Linked DNA regions of Homo sapiens: region 2 is linked to region 1. The links are chromatin loops, found by intact Hi-C in ENCODE. Cell type or tissue: B cell. All regions are shown on one strand. Each heading gives the region's core, and the rest is flanking DNA. Links, peaks and the distances in the headings are about the cores only.

Evidence for each region. A loop is a pair of places that touch in the nucleus more often than their neighbours do. Peaks named below come from ENCODE experiments on the same cell type or tissue, not always from the same donor. Only the 100,000 strongest peaks of a DNase experiment are listed, where the experiment ranks them.
Region 2: a loop joins it to region 1, with 22 times the contacts of the local background. A loop is called at or near these places in 3 of 110 quality-filtered maps.

What each region holds. Positions count from the first base shown.
Region 1 is chr2:233,023,852-233,032,709 of GRCh38, forward strand. It overlaps NEU2 (neuraminidase 2), which reads left to right and starts at 8,821. Exons shown (of 2, transcript NM_005383.2): 1 at 8,821-8,858. The coding sequence starts at 8,821. In B cell, for the core only: a CTCF peak has its summit at 5,209 (motif pointing left); a DNase peak (open chromatin) is centred at 5,200.
Region 2 is chr2:232,952,385-232,961,242 of GRCh38, forward strand. All of the region lies in intron 3 of NGEF (neuronal guanine nucleotide exchange factor), which reads right to left. Among named protein-coding and RNA genes, the nearest start is that of NGEF, 56 kb to the right of the region's middle. RefSeq lists enhancers at 5,769-5,858, 6,898-6,947. In B cell, for the core only: no CTCF peak of the experiment used is centred there; a DNase peak (open chromatin) is centred at 3,637; H3K4me3 peaks cover 1,722 bases; H3K27ac peaks cover 1,595 bases.

The DNA of each region.
Region 1 (8,858 bases), core at 538-8,537:
GACCAGGGCTTCTCTATTTATCTGTTTCCCGCACTGGAAGGTGCTCCATACAGATCTGTGAAATGCCAAGCATCTCCCTGCAGCGGGCAAGGTGAATGCCAGCGGGGAGGCCCCAGGCGTTGCAAGGTGCTCACAAGGTTGTGTTCCCAACAAGACATGGAGAGAAGCCGGACAGGGGTCCCCCGATGTTGTCTTTTGTCAGGGACTTCACAGAATGTTCAGACATCAGAATCCCAGCTGTGAGGCTCATGGCAGGAAACCCCAGTGGTTGGGTTCTGGAATCTGGCAGATCCAGGCTCAGATCCACTCATCCACCACCAACTGGCTGTGCGCTCCTGGAGAAGCCTCTCTGACCCACTTCTCTGTTTCCCCGCATCTGTGATAGGATGTGAAGGGGCTGCGTGGGAGAAGTGAGATTTCACGTGTGAGACGCTTGGCTCTGGGTTTGGTACCGGCAAGGCCAGAGCAGCACCAGCCACTGGTAGCCTTAGTGGGATCCTATGAAATTGCTCCTGTTTGGCTATTTTAACCTACAAAATGGCAATTTCTCAGAATTCAACCTGATAGTGTCACCTCTGACATTGTCTGGCTACTCGAGTGTGAGGCTGGGTTTTGCTGAGACCCTTGTCCACCCCACCCAGGGGGATTCAGCTTCCAGCTCCTTCCCCACCCACACCCCCTTGATCCTCATTTAGGCTCAGCCCCTAGCAATGGAAGGGGCCTGGGCGGGCACCTCACACAGCTCCCTTCCCACCAGATGGGGCAGCTGAACCCAGGAAGGTAGATTCTTGCCAAAGGTGCACAAACTATTAGGAGTGGACCTAGGACCAGAATCCAAATTTCTGGACTCCTAATTCAGTTCTCTTCCCACTATATCAGCCTAGAGCAGCTGCCAATGTTTGGAGCCAGGGGGCTGGGTCAAGGTGAGCCAGCCGTTTATAAGACGTGCTAAAGCCTGGCATGGAATTTAATGAGGTGCCGGCGTTTTCAGGACTTCTCTCGGAGGGAGTGCTGTGTGGGCTTAGAAGCGTCTTTAGTCCCAGCTCTGCCACTTGAAGGTTAGGTGAGCTCGGTTTCCTCATTTGTACAATGGGATAATTACAACAGCTACTTGGTAGGGTGTTGCAAGGGTTAGAGGAATCAATATTTGTCAATTGTATTGTCAATAATAAAATTTGTAAATACAATTTATAAACATTTTAAGAAAATATTGGAGAGCACCGAAAGAGTGTCCAGCACTTTGTAAGGCCATATAAGTCTTATAAGTGTTTGGTATTATTATTATTATTATTATTATTTGAGGCAGAGTCTCGCTCTGTCACCCAGGCTGGAGTGCAGTGGCACGATCTTGGCTCATTGCAACCTCCGTCTCCTGGGTTCAAGTGATTCTCCTGCCTCAGCCTCCCGAGCAGGTGGAATTACAGGTGCCTGCCACCATGCCCAGCTAATTTTCGTATTTTTAATACAGAAGAGGTTTCACCATGTTGGCCAGGCTGGTCTTGAACTTCTGACCTCCGGTGATCTGCTAGCCTCAGCCTCCCAAAGTGCTGGGATTACAGGTGTGAGCCATTGCGCCCGGCCTGGTATTATTCTTATGAGGACACTTGGGGATTGATGTGGGTGGGTGTGAGTTGGGGCCAGGGCTGAGGCATTGCTGAGGATGAGAGATAAGAGCCCTCAAGCTGACCCTGGGGTCCTGTTTTTCTTTCCAACCTCCAGTGCCCAGCTTTGTCTCGACATACACATAAGACAAACACTTGAAAGACCAGCAGATTGCATAGAGGTTGGGGCGAGGAGGAGTCCCCAGCTTTCTGCCTCCACGCTGTCATCTCTTCCATAAGGAGCATCACTCCACACCTTCCAGGTCTTACAGAGTCCGGGATTAGTGAGGGCAAAAGAGGTGATCCCTGTAAAGTGCTTGTACAGGTTCTGGTCCTTGCAAACCCTAGCTAGGTGTTTGGCAACAATCGTAACCCTTCCATCCCCCGAAGAATGCAAATTCCACGAGAGCAAGGATCTTGGTCTGGTTTACTGATGATGTAACCCAAGTTCCTAGATCCATGCCAGGAACATGGTAGGAACACAGTAAATACTTGCTGCAAGAAATAATAACTTTGTCCCCACCCTCAAAGAGATTAGAATCTAGGCCGGGTATGGTGGCTCACGCCTGTAATCCCAACACTTTGGGATGCTGAGGTGGCAGGCCACCTGAGGTCAGGAGTTCGAGATCTGCCCCACCAACATGGTGAAACTTTGTCTCTACTAAAAATACAAAATTAGCCAGGCATGGTGGCAGGAGCCTGTAATCTCAGCTACTTGGGAGGCTGAGGCAGGAGGATGGCTTGGACCCTGGAGGCAGATGTTGCAGTGAGCCAAGATGGTGCCACTGCACTCCAGCCTGGGCAACAAGAGCAAAACTCCATCTCAAAAAAAAAAGAGAGATTAGAATCTAAAGGAGGAATCTGGAACACAGTCACAGACACTATGGAAATCAGTTCCAAATACTTTAACCTCATGTGTTCCCAAAGCCTCCCCCGGTTTGCTTTCCTGATCATGTTGATTCCTCTGCTCTCTAAGAACCAGGCCCCTCCCAGTCACCACTGTCTCTGCTTCATCCAGGTTTTTGTTTGATCTCACCTGGAAAACTGCAACATACTCACCTTCTGTGCTATTCCCCCCGAAACCAAAAGGGGCACTTACTAAAAATAAATCAGCTTGGGTCGCTCCCTTGTCTAAAAATGTTTGAAATCTTCCCATTGCCTCCAGGCTAAAATCCAACTCCTATGGCCAAGAAGCACATGCAAAGATGCTTAGCCTCCTTAGTCATCAGGGAAATGCAAATCAAAAGCCACAGTGAGATGCCACTTCACACCCACTAGGAAGGCTGGAATCAAAATAACTAAAAGGACATAATACCAAGTGTTGATGAGGATGTGGAGCAATTGGAACCTTCGCACATTTCCTGTGAAAATGTGGAGTGGTATAGCTGCTGTGGAAGATAATTTGGCAGATCCTCAAAAAGGTAAATACAAAATGACTGTATGACCCAGCAATTCCACTCCTAGGCAGATACCCCAGAAAACTGGAGGCATATATCTGCACAAAAACTTGTACACTAGTGTTCATAACAGCATTAGGCAAAATAGCCCAAAACACCAGAAACAGCCCAAATGCCCATCCGTTGATGAATTCATAAATAAAATGTGACTTATTAGCCAGGCCTGGTGGTGTGCATATGTAATCCCAGCTACTCAGGAGGCTGAGGCAGGAGAACCACTTGAACCTGGGAGGTGGAGGTTGCAGTGAGCCAAGATCGCACCATTTCACTCCAGCCTGGGAGACAGAGCAAGACTCTGTCTCAAAAAAAAAAAAAAAAAAAGTGACTTAGTCTATTTGTGTTGCTGTAACAAAATACCACAGACTGAGTAATTTATAAATAATAGAAGTTTATTTCTCTGGAGGCTGGAAAGTCCAAGATCAAGACACCAGCAGGTTCAATATCTGGTGAAGGCTCGGTCTCTGCTTCCAAGATGGTGCTGTTATATATAAAGTTTTGGTGCCACAAAAGGAATAGCACTCAAATATAAAATTTTCTTTTTAATTCTCAGCAAGACAAGTTACTTCTATAGAAGGGTGTGCTCTTACAGATGGAGCAATGGTGAGCACTCACTTGGACAAGGGAGGGGAAGGGGTTCTTATCCCTGACTCACGTGGCCCCTACTGCTGTGTCGTTCCCCTATTGGGTAGGGTTGGACCGCACAGGCTAAACTAATTCCTATTGGCCAATTTAAAGGGAATGATGGGATAAGTGATTTGGCGGGAATCAGGGCAGAGCAGGTAGCAGGTAATCGGAATAATCGGAATGAGTCAGGGTGGAAAGGTAATCGAAAAAGGTTGCTTTATGAGGAAGTTAAGTTTAAAAGTAGAAGGCAAAGAATTGAACATACTGACATATTAATTCTTTGAAAAGAAATTTAGAACTCATATCTAACAGTGCCTTGTTGCTGCATCCCCTGGAGGGGATGAACACTGTGTCCTCACATGGTGGAGGGGGACAAACCACTTCCCCAAATTCTTTCATAAAGGTTCTAGTCTCTTCCATCCTCACGGCCTGGTCCTACCTCTTAATACTATTGCTTTGGGAATTAAGTTTTGACATGAATTTTGAAGAGGATACAAGCATTCAAACCATAGCTGTGGTGTAGCCATACAATCAAATATTACTGAGCCATGAAAAGGAATGAGGTACTGACCCATGCTACAACCTGCACGAATCTTGGAAACATGGTGCTTGGTGGAAGATGCCAGTCCACGGGCCGCATAGCATATGACTGCATTTACATGAAATGGCCAGAATAGGCAAATCCAGAGAGACAGGACATAGATGAGTGGTTGCCAGGCGCTGAGGGGACTGGGTAATGGAGTGTAAATCAGAAGTAAAATGCTAAGCCCCCTCAGCCAACTGAGTGGACCCTTCCTCAGCTAAGGGCATTCCCAAGTTAACCTGAAAAACTAGTTCAGACCATGATGGGGAGTGGGGGTCAGAGGTCAGACGTGTCTCCCACCTTCCTCCTTTTGGAATTCAGATACAGCTGACCAGCATTAACATTAAAACAAATCTTTTTTTTTTTTTTTGAGGCGGAGTCTCGCTCTATCACCCAGGCTGGAGTGCTCACTGCAACCTCCGCCTCCCAGGTTCAAGCAATTCTCCTGCCTCAGCCTCCCAAGTAGCTGGGATTACAGGCATGTGCCACCATGCCTGAGTAATTTTTGTATTTTTAGTAGAGACAGGGATTCTTTCATGTTGTCCAGTCTGGTCTTGAACTCCTGACCTCAGATGATCCACCTGCCTCGGCCTCCCAAAGTGTTGGGATTACAGGCGTGAGCCACCGCACCTGACTAAAACAGATCTTAAGGCTGATGAAACAGACTTTTTGTAGCAATAAGACACCAAATTCCAAACTAACTCTAGTATAGCATCAGGACAGATAGCAGGTCCTGAATGAAATTAAAGTATTTTACCCCCAAATGTATTTCTTTGACTTATTTTGAAATGGCCCTGCAAAGCTGTCTCTTGTGAGGAAACATCTGCATTCTGTAGAGAATCCCCTTCCCTTTCCAGGCCTTTTCCTGATCCAGGAGAGAATTAACTAAGACTCTGGCATCTTTTTAGGTCTGCGAAGAGCTCTGAAGCCTGCCACCTGGCGGCCTCTGCGTGATGAGACCTTGGTCTCCACAACAGCTCATCTTTTTTTTTTGAGACGGAGTCTCCCTCGGTCGCCCAGGCTGGAGTGCAGTGGCGCAATCTCGGCTCACTGCAAGCTCCGCCTCCCGGGTTCATGCCATTCTCCTGCCTCAGCCTCCCGAGTAGCTGGGACTACAGGCGCCCACCACCACACCCACCTAATTTTTGTATTTTTAGTAGAGACGGGGTTTCACCGTTTTAGCCAGGATGGTCTCGATCTCCTGACCTCGTGATCCGCCTATCTCAGCCTCCCATAGTGCTGGGATTACAGGCATGAGCCACTGCGCCCAGCTAACCGCTCATCTTAACCCGACATTCCTTTCTACTGATTCCAGGTCTTTAGATAAACTCTTTTGACCAACTGCCAATCAGAAAATTTTTGGAATCTACCTATGATCTGGAAACTGCCTTCCCTACTCCCACCTCAAGTTGTCCCGCCTTTCCAGACGGAACCAATGTACATCCTACATGTATTGATTTATGTCTTAAGTCTCCCTAAAATGTATAAAACCAAGCTGTACTCTGACCACGTTGGGCACATAGGATCTCCTGGGGCTGTGTCACGAGCCATTTGTTACTCATACTTGGCTATAAATCTCTTTTATAGCCAAATATATAAATAGTATAGTATAGTATAGTATAAATCTCTTCAAATATTTTACAGAGTTTGACTGTTTTCATTGACAGGGGAGTGATTGCTCACAGGTATGGGATTTCTTTTGGGGTGGTGAAAATATTCTGGAATTGGATAGTGGTGATGGCTGTATAACTTTATGAAAATACTAAAAAAACCACTGAATCATACACTTCTCAAACTCCTGAGCTTAGGTGATCCACCCGCCTCGGCCTCCCAAAGTGCTGGGATTCCAGGCGTGAGCCGCTGCACCCAGCCTGAATCATACACTTCTAAAAGGTACATTTTATAATATGTGAATTATATCTCTATTTTATTTTATTTTTTGTTTCGAGACAGGGTCTCACTCTGTTGCCCAGGCTGGAGTGCAGTTGTGCTATCTCAGCTGACTGCAACCTTCACCTCTCAGGCTCAAGCAATCCTTCCACCTCAGCCTCCCGAGTAGCTGGAACTACAGACATGTGTCACCATGACTGGCTAATGTTTGTATTTTTTGTAGAGATGGGGTTTTGCCATGTTGCCCAGGCTGGTCTGGAACTTCTGGACTCTAGCAATCCACCTGCCTCTGCCTCTCCCACTGCTGGGATTACAGGCGTGAGCCACTGTGCCTGGTCACATATCTCAATTGTAAGCATTGAGAGTGGTTCTCTTCTTGAGGGTGGGCCAGCCAGTGGCTTTGCTCCCTAGTTCTAGCCTGAAGCCTCTGTTCTCTCCCTTGCCCCATCTTCTCTCTAAGGCATGAGCCACCAGTTCTGGTCACACTCACCTCATGGAGCCCATCAGCCCGGTTTCCTAGGCCTTAGGCTGGACCCCTACTCAACCCCAAAGGCCTGGTGTGTGTCTTGCCTTGTGATTCCTCCCGAAGACGTCTCTGTCTTGTTTTCCCTCTAGAATGTCTTTATAGATGTCCTCAGCTGGCCGGGCGTGGTGGCTCATGCCTGTAATCCCAGCACTTTGGGAGGCTGAGGCGGGAGGATCACCTGAGGTCAGGAGTTCGAGACCTGCCTGACTAACATGGAAAAACCCCGTCTCTACTAAAAATACAAAAGTAGCTGGGCATGGTGGTGCATGCCTGTAATCGGGAGCTTGAGGCAGGAGAAGCACTTGAACCTGGGAGGCGGAGGTTGCAGTGAGCCGAGATCTCGCCATTGCACTCCAGCCTGGGCAACAAGAGCGAAACTCCATCTAAAAAAAAAGAAAAAAAAAAAAAGATTTCCTCAGCTAAACTTCTTCTCTCCTTTCCTCCCACATTGTGTAGAGAAGGCCAGCCATTGTAATCCATACAGAAATTTTGGCCCTGAGGACATTTTAAATACAAACATTTTAAACTGAATTATACCAACTCTGCTGAATTTCCATCAAGGACACTTTCCAGAGCCCACTCTATGGAGCTTAAATAAATCCTTGATCAATTTTCCAGAGAACACTGTGAAACTGCACAGTTCTCCATTTTCATTTTTACTTGTTATCATATTTGATTCTTTCCTGCTGACATTTTCTAACAGCGTTTCAGCATAGGCCTCCCGATACCTATCAAGGCCTGTGTCCTTGGATTATAATTTGGTGATTCTATCACCAAGCCATGAATCTCCCACCGAAGTTCAGGGAATAGCACATTTTTTCCTTGTGCAGCTTTTGCCCTTCTCAGTTTTATTTTCTCACATCGTCCTAATATTAACGTTCACTGTGGTTGAATGAAAGACTGATAGATTACATTTATTTCTCAAAGAAGCTAAGTTTTAAATAGATAACGCATGCATGTGGTAGAAAAATGAGAGCAGTACAAAAGGGTGCACAAAGGCAAACCTTGCCCCTCTTGCTGGCCTCTTGCCCACTTGCCCTCTGCAAAGGCTGTGTCTCAGACGGGGTGCCCAGGACGCCGGCTCTGACACGGAGACCCACGGCAGGCAAGAGCCTCTGGGGGAAAGGGAGGAGCAGCAGAGAAAGAGGCGGCTGTAATGCAGTCTCAGGGAAGGCCCAGCCGCCCGGAGGGAGCTCCGGAGCCGCACTGTTCCTGGTCAGGAGTTCAGGAAGAGGGTCTTCAGGCTCTGAGTGGACCAATCATCAAGCAGCCCTTCTTGGGTATGACCTGGGGCAGATTCTTCATCTGGGAACAACTGGCCCATCCTCCCCAGGCCAGGGCCCTGCAGCCAACACTCCCCAGAGCTGCGGGATGCATCCTCCTAAAGGGACCTAGGCAGCTTAGCCCGAAAATCACTGTCACCCACTGTCCCCAAGTTACCTCTGTCCCCTCCCTACCCTTTTTAGCTGAAGACTTATTTTTAATTGTTATTTTCTTAGACCTCTGGAGCACCCCACGCCCCCAGCCTGGGTTAGCTGTCAGGAGCCCCTGTCTCTTCCTTTCCCACTGCAGCGCCGCCCCCTCGCTGCCTCAGGGGGAGCCCACGCAGCAGCGGGGGCAGACGGGCCTCAGCCTCAGGCAGCCTGGGGAGCAGAGCCTTAGAAGCCATGCTTTTTCTTTTTCCTTTTCTTTGAAACAACTTTCTAGGGCTCTGGAGTTATAAAAAGCTCCCATGTGTCACTTTCTGGCATTTGGGCAGCTGCCGAATGCCACCCGGCCTGCACTGCTGTCCTCCCGAGGTTTGCCCCTGGATTGATGGGCTGGGTTTGGCAAAAGCAGCTGGAGGTTATCGAAAATCTGTTGTAAGGAGCATTGTTAACTTAGAATAAAAATCGAATCCAAAACACGCTTTTGCAATACCCCCTCCCGATATCCACCGAGGCAAAGGCAGAATTAAGAAGCAGGGTCTTGAGATGTAGGAAAGGAGAATGAACCCCACGCGGGAAGAGGACAGGCCGCCCTGACTTTGGTCCACTCAGCCAGGGGGTGAGCACCACCTGTCTTGGTGAATGACTCTGAGCCCATCTCAGGTGTGGCTGCAGGTGACACATCTTCTCTTCCTGTCCACCCCCCAGCCCCATGGCGTCCCTTCCTGTCCTGCAGAAGGAGAGCGTGTT
Region 2 (8,858 bases), core at 298-8,297, 72 kb before region 1:
ACTTAGGAAGTTGAGGAACTTTTTGGCTCATTGCCATTCACTTCATTTTCTTGAACATTGTTTTCTCTACCAGTAGATGTGAGTTCCAGGATTTCTGGAAGATGATCTATAAGAGCAGCAAGTGCCTTTTAATAGAGATATTGATTATCCTAACAGTGATTACTACATTTTTCTCATCTTAGATCTGTTTAACTCCACATATCAATTTCTACATGGAAGTGTTATTATTTACTAAACAATATTTTGGGGGTATCTATTTTCTGACTGTCTTGAATAATCTACCTTTGAAAAGTGATCAGTGAGCCGGGCGCAGTGACTCACGCCTGTAATCCCAGCACTTTGGAAGGCCGAGGCAGGCGGATCACCTGAGGTCAGGAGTTCGAGACCAGCCTGGCCAATATGGTGAGACCCCATCTCTACTAAAAAATACAAAAATTAGCTGGGTGTGGTGGCAGTCACCTGTAATCCCAGCTACTCCAGAGGCTGAGGCAGGAGAATCACTTGAACCCGGAGGCAGAGGTTGCAGTGAGCCGAGATCGCACAACTGCACTCCAACAAGAGTGCAGACAAGAGTGAGACAGCCCTCAAAAAAAAAAAAAAAAAAAAAAAAAAAACAACAAAAAAGCAAAGTGATTGGGGCCAGGCGCAGTGGCTCACGCCTGTAATCCCAGCACTTTGGGAGGCCAAGGTGGGCAGATCACGAGGTCAGATGTTCGAGACCAGCCTGACCAAGATGGTGAAACCCTGTCTCTACTAAAAATACAAAAATTAGCCAGGTGTGGTGGCGCGTGCCTGTAATCCTAGCTAGTGGGGAGACTGAAGCAGGAGAATCGCTGAAACCCAGGAGGCAGAAGTTGCAAGGAACTGAGATCACACAACTGCACTTCAGCCTGGGTTACAGAGCGAGACTCTGTGTCAAAAAAAAAAAAAAAAAAAGAAAAAGAAAGAAAAAAAGGGAAAGAGAGAAAGAAAGAAAGAAAGAGAGAGAGAGAAAAGTGACCAGTGTGTCTGCCTGTTGATATTGTTCAGTTTTAATAAATGAGACAGCTACTCCTACACAACCAACATGCTCAAAAAATAAAAAAAAAAGCCAGAAGATAGTTGACTTACATTCTTTTTTTTTTTAAAAAAAAAAGAAAAAGTTTAACATACATTGTTGATGACACTGATATACATTCCTTTATGAAAATTAGGAAATGGGATCAAAATCTTCTGTATCCTGGCTGCCTGCCTAGGGGGAGATCTGCCCAGAGCCGGGGTCTTCTCCCAGAAAAGCAGTTCTGGTGCTCCAGGATGTATGCGGTTTCTTCTATGGAGCATAACTGAGGTGACTGGGGCCCGGGAGCGTTTTCCAGGAGGAACGCAGAGGGGCCACAAAACTAAGGTCCAGGAATAGGCCCCTGGAACACCAGCTTTGGTGCACTGGAGCTTCCTGGGAAGCTGCCGGGGAAGCGGTGGCTAAATGTCTCCTTGAGCCACCAGATAAGACATTTTCTGATAGAAACCGGCACTCAGGACAGTGGAGGTGATTGATAAGTATTTGTTAAATGAATGAACTCATAAATGAATGACACCTCAAGTTTGCAGGGGTGAAGCATTTGCCAAAAATAACAATTTTTGTTTTAGAGCCACTAACTATAAAAAAATCCTTTCTTCCTATTGGCGTGAGGATAACAGAGCCGAATGTCTACCGAGGGAGCTGTGTTGAGAGTCAGGGCTGCAGTGTCAGGCAGTTCAGGGTGTGCACTGTCCAACTACGGGGGTATCTTTTACATAGATGACCCTGTGAATGGAGCCCTCTCAAGCTGGGCCCTGGAATCACACCCTTGACTTAAAGGAGGGTGCTTTATTCTATTCTCTCTGACAGGGGAGGTGGGTATCCAGGCTTTCATTCATTCATTAACTGTCTTAGGCCTGGGGATATGACAGTGAATAAGATACCAGCCCAGCCCTGGAGTTATTGTCTAATAGAAAAGATGGATAAGTTGCCAGAAAATGACATTTTAATCTAGGTGATGAGATATTGTAGGATGCTGTGGGAGCTTAAGAGAGGAGTTCCAGCCGGGCGCAGTGGCTCACACCTGTAATCCCAGCATTTTGGGAGGCTGAGGCAGGCGGATCGTGAAATCAGGAGATCGAGACCATCCTGGCTAACACGGTGAAACGCCGTCTCTACTAAAAATACAAAAAATTAGCCAGGCGTGGTGGCAGGTGCCTGTAGTCCCAGCTACTCGGGAGGCTGAGGCAGGACAATGGAGTGAACCTGGGAGGCAGAGCTTGCAGTGAGCCGAGATCACGCCACTGCACTCCAGCCTGGGTGATAGAGCGAGACTCCGTCTCAAAAGAAAAAAAAAAAAAAGAGAGGAGCTCCTAATGCCATCTGAGGCAGGAAGCATGAAGGAAGGGTGGCAGGTTGAGGAAGGCTTTGCAGAAGAAGCTAAATGAGAACTGAAGGATGAATAGAAACTATCCAGGCACCAGTGTGGGTGGGGGAACAGCAGGTGCAAAGGGCCTGTGGTGAGGACACTTTCCAACCATCGAGACATAGTAACAGGTCACGCACGTTGGGGGCCGATCACTGTTCTCAGCACTTTACGGATAACAGCTTACTTTTTCTTCGTAATACGCCTATTCATATTCTAACTCTCCCCAACTTAAGATGAGGACACTGAGGCAGAGAAAGCCGAAATAACCTGCCTAAGGTCAAGTCTGGGAGTCTCCCTCCAGAGCTTGCAGTCTTTTTTCCTTCAAGATATTAATTGTTTTTTACATTTTAAAAGAATACTGAAAATTGCAAGTAAAGTACAGTACAAATAACTTTTTAGAAACTTTTCCTGAGCCGTTGGAGGGTCAGCTGCCGACCTGACATCCCATCATCCCCAAATACTTCAGTGTGTATTTTCTAGACCAAGACTAGCTCCTATATAACCCAAACACAACCATCAAAACCAGGAAGTCAGCTTTGAAATAGTATCACCAATGACCCTCAGACTCCATTCAGCTTTTTGCTATTGTCTGCTATGATGTCCTTTAGAGTAAAAAGACCCAGTCTAGGATCATCATGGCAGCCTGCTGATCAGCTCTTTGCTGTCCTTAAACTGGGAGCAGTTCTTCAGTCTTTGCTTGTTTTTGTTTGTTGGCTGGTTGGTTTGTTTTTGAGACAGAATCTCGCTCTGTTGCCCAGGCTGGAGTGCAGTGGTGCGATCTCACCGCAGCCTCCACCTTCTGAGTTCAAGCAATTCTTGTGCCTCAGCCTCCCGAGTAGCTGGGATTACAGGCATGTGCCACCACATCTGGCTAATTTTTGTACTTGTAGTAGAGACGGGGTTTCACCATGTTGGCCAGGCTGGTCCTGAACTCCTGACCTCAAGTGATCCACTCGCCTCGGCCTCCCACAGTGCTGGGATTATAGGCGTGAGCCACCAAGCAGGACCTTTGCTTGGTTTTGTGACTCTGACACTCGTGAAGATTTCAGACCAATATATTTTGCAGAATGTTTCTCAATTGGGACTTCTCTGGTGTTTTCTAATATTAGATGAAGGGTTTGCATCTTGGGCTGGCTACCTTGTTAGTTTGGCGTGTTTTTGAATTTTGCAGAAATGAAACTGTATTGTACATATCCTTCCTCAATCTCCCCCAAACGTGACTGCAGTTTAGCATGTGCTTGTATGTGCTGGACCCTGTCTACTGTGTTTGCTGGTTTCAGACGCCGCTCCTTTCCTTGTAAATATGAGGTAATTGAGGCTTGAGGAGAGCAAAGATTTATTTACCCGAGGCCACATGCTGCTATAAAGAGGATCCAGGGCTCAACCACTCTGAGTGGTTGTCCCTGAAGGGACCTGGCTGGGCCCTGCTAAGGTCAGAACAGGTGGGGTTTTGAGAGAATTTGAGAGAAACAAGCTTATGGGTCCATCAGTCCCTGCTTTCACCACCTCCCCAGAGCCAGCCCATAAGGTAAACATCTTACATTAAGAATTCAAAAGAATTAGAAAAAGATTTGGCTGCAATATAAGATTGTGACTAACAGAAGAAACAGTTAACTAATATTATCCATAAAGTATTGATAGAACCAATAAAATAGGAGTTTAAGAACCAGAATTAGGCTGGGCACAGTGGCTCACACCTGTAATCCCAGCACTTTGGGAGGCCGAGGTGGGCGGATACCTGAGGTCAGGAGTTCGAGACCAGCCTGGCCAACATGGCGAAACTCCGTCTCTACTAAAAATACGAAAAGTAGCTGGGGATGATGGCAGGTGCCTGTAATCCCAGCTACTTGGGAGGCTGAGGCAGGAGAATTGCTCAATCGCTCAAACCCAGGAGGTGGAGGTTGCAGTGAGCTGAGATGCTGAGATTGTGCCACTGCACTCCAGTCTGGGCGACAGAGCAAGACTCCATCTAAAAAAAAAAAAAAAAAAAAAAAAAAATTAGGTTACTGAAAAGTTACAGTTATAAACAGTCAAGTAAACAAAATAAAAGCGCATAAGAAGGACAATGGCTAAAAAGAAATAGGAAATAAAACAGTAAATCCAAGACCAACCCTGCCCCAGAAGCTTAGGAATTTAAATAGGAAGATAAAAAGAGAATTAAAGGGGGAAAAAAGATTTGGCATTAAGAATTAAAGCCAGAAGTGCTGAATTTTAATAGTGGTAATTATGATAAAGCTAAAACACAAAGGGAGAACATTTAAAAGGTGATTAAAATAGAAAATAAGAAGGAAGGTAAAAGGGCAAAGTAAGGAAGATTGAAAATTAAAAGAATAAGTACGATAAGCTAGAATAACCAAAATAAGGCAAAATAAATCTAAATGGGCAATTTAACAAGGGAGAAGATGTCAAGAGTTTAAAAACTAAAGATGTAATTACAGGTAGAGAAAATCCACAGTTCAAGCTCAGGCCCCCAGAGCCTGTTGTTGCTGTTATTATTATTATTACTACTACTAATAATTATTATTATTTTGAGATGGAGTCTCACTCTGTCTCCCAGGCTGGGGTGCAGTGGCGCAATCTGGACTCACTGCAACCTCTGCCTCCCAGGTTCAAACAATTCTCCTGCCTCAGCCTCCCAAGTAGCTGGGATTACAGGCACCCGCCACCACACCAGGCTAATTTTTGTATTTTTAGTAGAGACAGAGTTTTGCCATGTTAGCCAGGGTGGTCTTGAACTCCTGACCTCAGGTGATCTGCCCGCCTCGGTCTCCCAAAGTGCTGGGATTACAGGTGTCAGCAACCATGCCCAGCTCAGTTATTACTAATATTAATGTTAAATGTGAAAGTAGTCATAAGTCCCAGAGACAGTCCATGTGATCCCATAAGATCTGAGTCACATGCAAGTTTCTGCACCTGTCTGGTCACCTCTGGGTGTGGGCCTCTGCCCAGGAGGGGAGGGAGAGCTGGGACTGTGTCCTCCTCCAGTGTCACACCTAGAACCACCTGCCCTGCAGCCCAGTCATCTCTCCATGGAGAGGTGTGGGATATGCCCCTTCAACTTCTCAAAGGGGAAAAACATTTAGAACTGCTGAAAATAAGATAGAGCTGTCAAAAGTATATGAAATTAGCTGCATAAACTGTGAAACATAAGTCACAGTTATATTTGTTCTGAGACAGTGTAAAAATAGAAACGGTTTCACAGATAGAAAATTCAAACCTCTCTTCAGTCACCGTGTCCAAGTAGCCTGAGATCCTTCCGATGCTCTAGTGTCCTTTGTTTTGCAGAACTAGGAGGCCAGTGATGGGACCTCAGCTAGCACCCAAGCGAGGGATGCCAGAGAGGAAACTAATTTATGATGCTCCATTTGTATTTTTATTGCTGAGGGTACTTGGTCTCCTATATTACTAGGGGAGGTGGAGAAATGGGTTATCACCAAAAGGCAGCCGGGCAGGAAAACCCCTCTGAGGTAGAGATACTGTACTTCTGCTAGAGCTGCACGGAGTGTTCATCTATCCTGGTGACATTGTGACCTCTTTGCAAGAGCCTTGGTCTGCACAGTCCCAGGATACTTCTGGACCAGTCTGCACAGGTGTATCTTCAAGAGGTCAGTGGTTGAGCTCCTAGATCTCAGCTTCTGCCCGGGAGTCGGCATGCATGCATTTACTCATTCATCAATCATTTGCAAGTATTGAGGCCTTCTGGTGTGTTGCACTGTGCCAATTGCTCAGGAAGCAACAAAACTTGGCATGGTCCTATGTTTGAGGAGCTTAATGCTACCTGGGCCACCATGGTCAATGGTAAGAGCTGATGATTCTGCCAACCTCCCGGAAAAGGAGACTGGAACTGGGTGGGCAAGACTGAAGGGTCTCTATACTCAAGCTCCTGTCTTTTTGTATTTTAAAAAACAAGCTTTAAAAAAATAAACATATTAAAAATTAAAGTTTTCATTATGGAAAATTTCAAACATATACTGAAATAGACAGAAAAGTATAATTAATTCCCCCAATATTCATCACCCAGCTTCAAGAGTTCTCATCTCACGGCCAGTCTTTCTTCTCCACTCCCACCCACTCCTCCCCAGGCCTGGATTATTTTGAAGCAAATCCCAGACGTCATATCACTTCATCCAAAATATTTCAGACTGTATTTCTAAAAGATATTGAGGTTAAATATAGGTTAAAAATAACTACAATACCATTAGCATGCCTAAAGAGATTATCAATAATCTCTTAACATGATCAAATATTGGCTCAAACACCCCCTCCCCACAGTGTGTTTTAAAAGAGATTCAGATAGAGTCTGTATAATGCAATCCATTGATATTTCTTCAGTCTCTTTTAATTGCTTCCTTTCTTTCTTGTTTTTCTCTTTGCAGTTTTCCCCTTGAGAAATTGGGGCATTTATCCTGTTTGGATTTTATGACTGTGCCTGCATGGTGTTGTTTAACCTGTTCCTCTCTCCCCGGTGTTTCCTGTAAATTCCTGGTTAGAGCTGCAGGCTTGATTAGAGTCGGGCCACGTTTCTTCAGTTCCTGTTTTACCCAGTGCTTGTCCCTGTGTTTAGACACTCTCACAGAACAACCCAAGCTAGCTTCAATAAACACCTGACAAGCTGCCCCAGGCTTACTGAACATGCAACTTGTACATTTTCATAGAAATACATACAAGGAACAGTGTGGAAATGGGACATTGCCCAGCATCAGCACTTGAAGACTCGCCATGCTGTACATGAGCCATTGGTGGCAATGGGCGATTCCACAGCAATGACCTTTTTTTTTTTTTTTTTAAGACAGAGCTTCACTCTTTTTGCCCTGGCTGGAGTGCAATGGCGCAATCTTGGCTCACCACAACCTCTGTCTCCTGGGTTCAAGTGATTCTCCTGCCTCAGTCTCCCGAGTAGCTGGGATTACAGGCACGCGCCACCATGCCTGGCTAATTTTGTATTTTTAGTAGAGAAGGGGTTTCTCCATGTTGGTCAGGCTGGTCTTGAACTCCCAACCTCAGGTAATCTGCCCGCCTCGGCCTCCCAAAGTGCTGGGATTACAGGCGTGAGCCACCGCCCTGGGTAACAATGGCCATTTTTTAGGTGGATCCATGGATGATAGTCACAATGTTTAACAACCAGGTATGGCACCAACCAGCTACAGCAGAGCTGTTAACACTTAGTGTGGCTGTCCCAGGCTGTCCCTGCTGAGTGTTGGCCTTGGAGGTGACTCCCACGTTTAATGCAGGCTGAGCATTCTTGGAGCGATGCACTTTTGCAATTCCCTCTGGCCATTGCCAGGAACAGAGGAAGGCCAGTGGGCTAATGTTTTAACAAGGCTGATGCTTTCTTAGTTTATCCAGAAAAATGGCCCCACATATTTTAGATGTAGCTTAATTTTGTATGCTAAATATCAACTTATAAAAGCACATATTAAGGTTTTTTTCTTATACATATATTTAGCAATGTGGCACTTTTGTGATATGAAATGATTTCTGGGACTAGAACCCTGATTCATGACCTTGTGCCTGTAGGAATAAAGTCCCAACACAATACCTGAACTTGAGAGGACCCCAAGGGACTGAGTCAGTGACGTACTGGGGGCTTTGGACTTTGCCTCCTGTGGGCAGATTCACAGGAACACCCTCCTTCTCATAGCCGTGATTACCCTGGCCATACCTCACAGGCAGCCTGGAAAGGGGAGGTCATGGGTGTGGAGTCAGAGGCCCTGGGTTCACTGTCTGGCTGTCTCACTAGGTAGCTGTGCAGCCTTAAGGCTAGGCACCAAACTGTATTGAGTCTAGGCCTGGAGCGGTGGCTCATGCCTGTAATCCCAGCACTTTGGGAGGCTGAGGCGGGTGGATCACCTGAGGTCAGAAGTTTGAGACCAGCCTGGCCAACATGGTGAAACCCCATCTCTACTAAAATTACAAAATTAGCCAGACGTGGTGGTGCATGCCTGTAATTCCTGCTACTTAGGAGGCTGAAGCAGGAGAATCACTTGAACCTGGGAGGCAGAGGTTGCAGTGAGCCAAGATCGCGCCACTGCACTCCAGCCTGGACAACAAGAGCAAAGCTCCATCTCAAAAAACAACATGTGGGGATAATGGCCAGAGAATTTAATGAGACAGTGAGTGTAAAGGTGCTTGACATATGTAAGTTGGCTTCCTGTGCCCCTCTTTACAGAACACCTTTCTGCAATGATTGTGCTTTCCTCCTGCCGTGCTGCCCAGCTCACCATGACTCACTGCTGGTTGGTATACCAAAGAGGACTTGCAAAGCAGCCTTGGATGAACTCTGTGAGGATGGGCACTGACTACCAAGAACATCCCATGTCCCACATCAGCACCATCCCACATCTTGAAAACTGAAGAACTGATTCTTGGGTCCATTCTGGGCTTCTGAAGGCTCTAAATCATTAATCTACTGCCTCTAGCCCCCACCGTTCT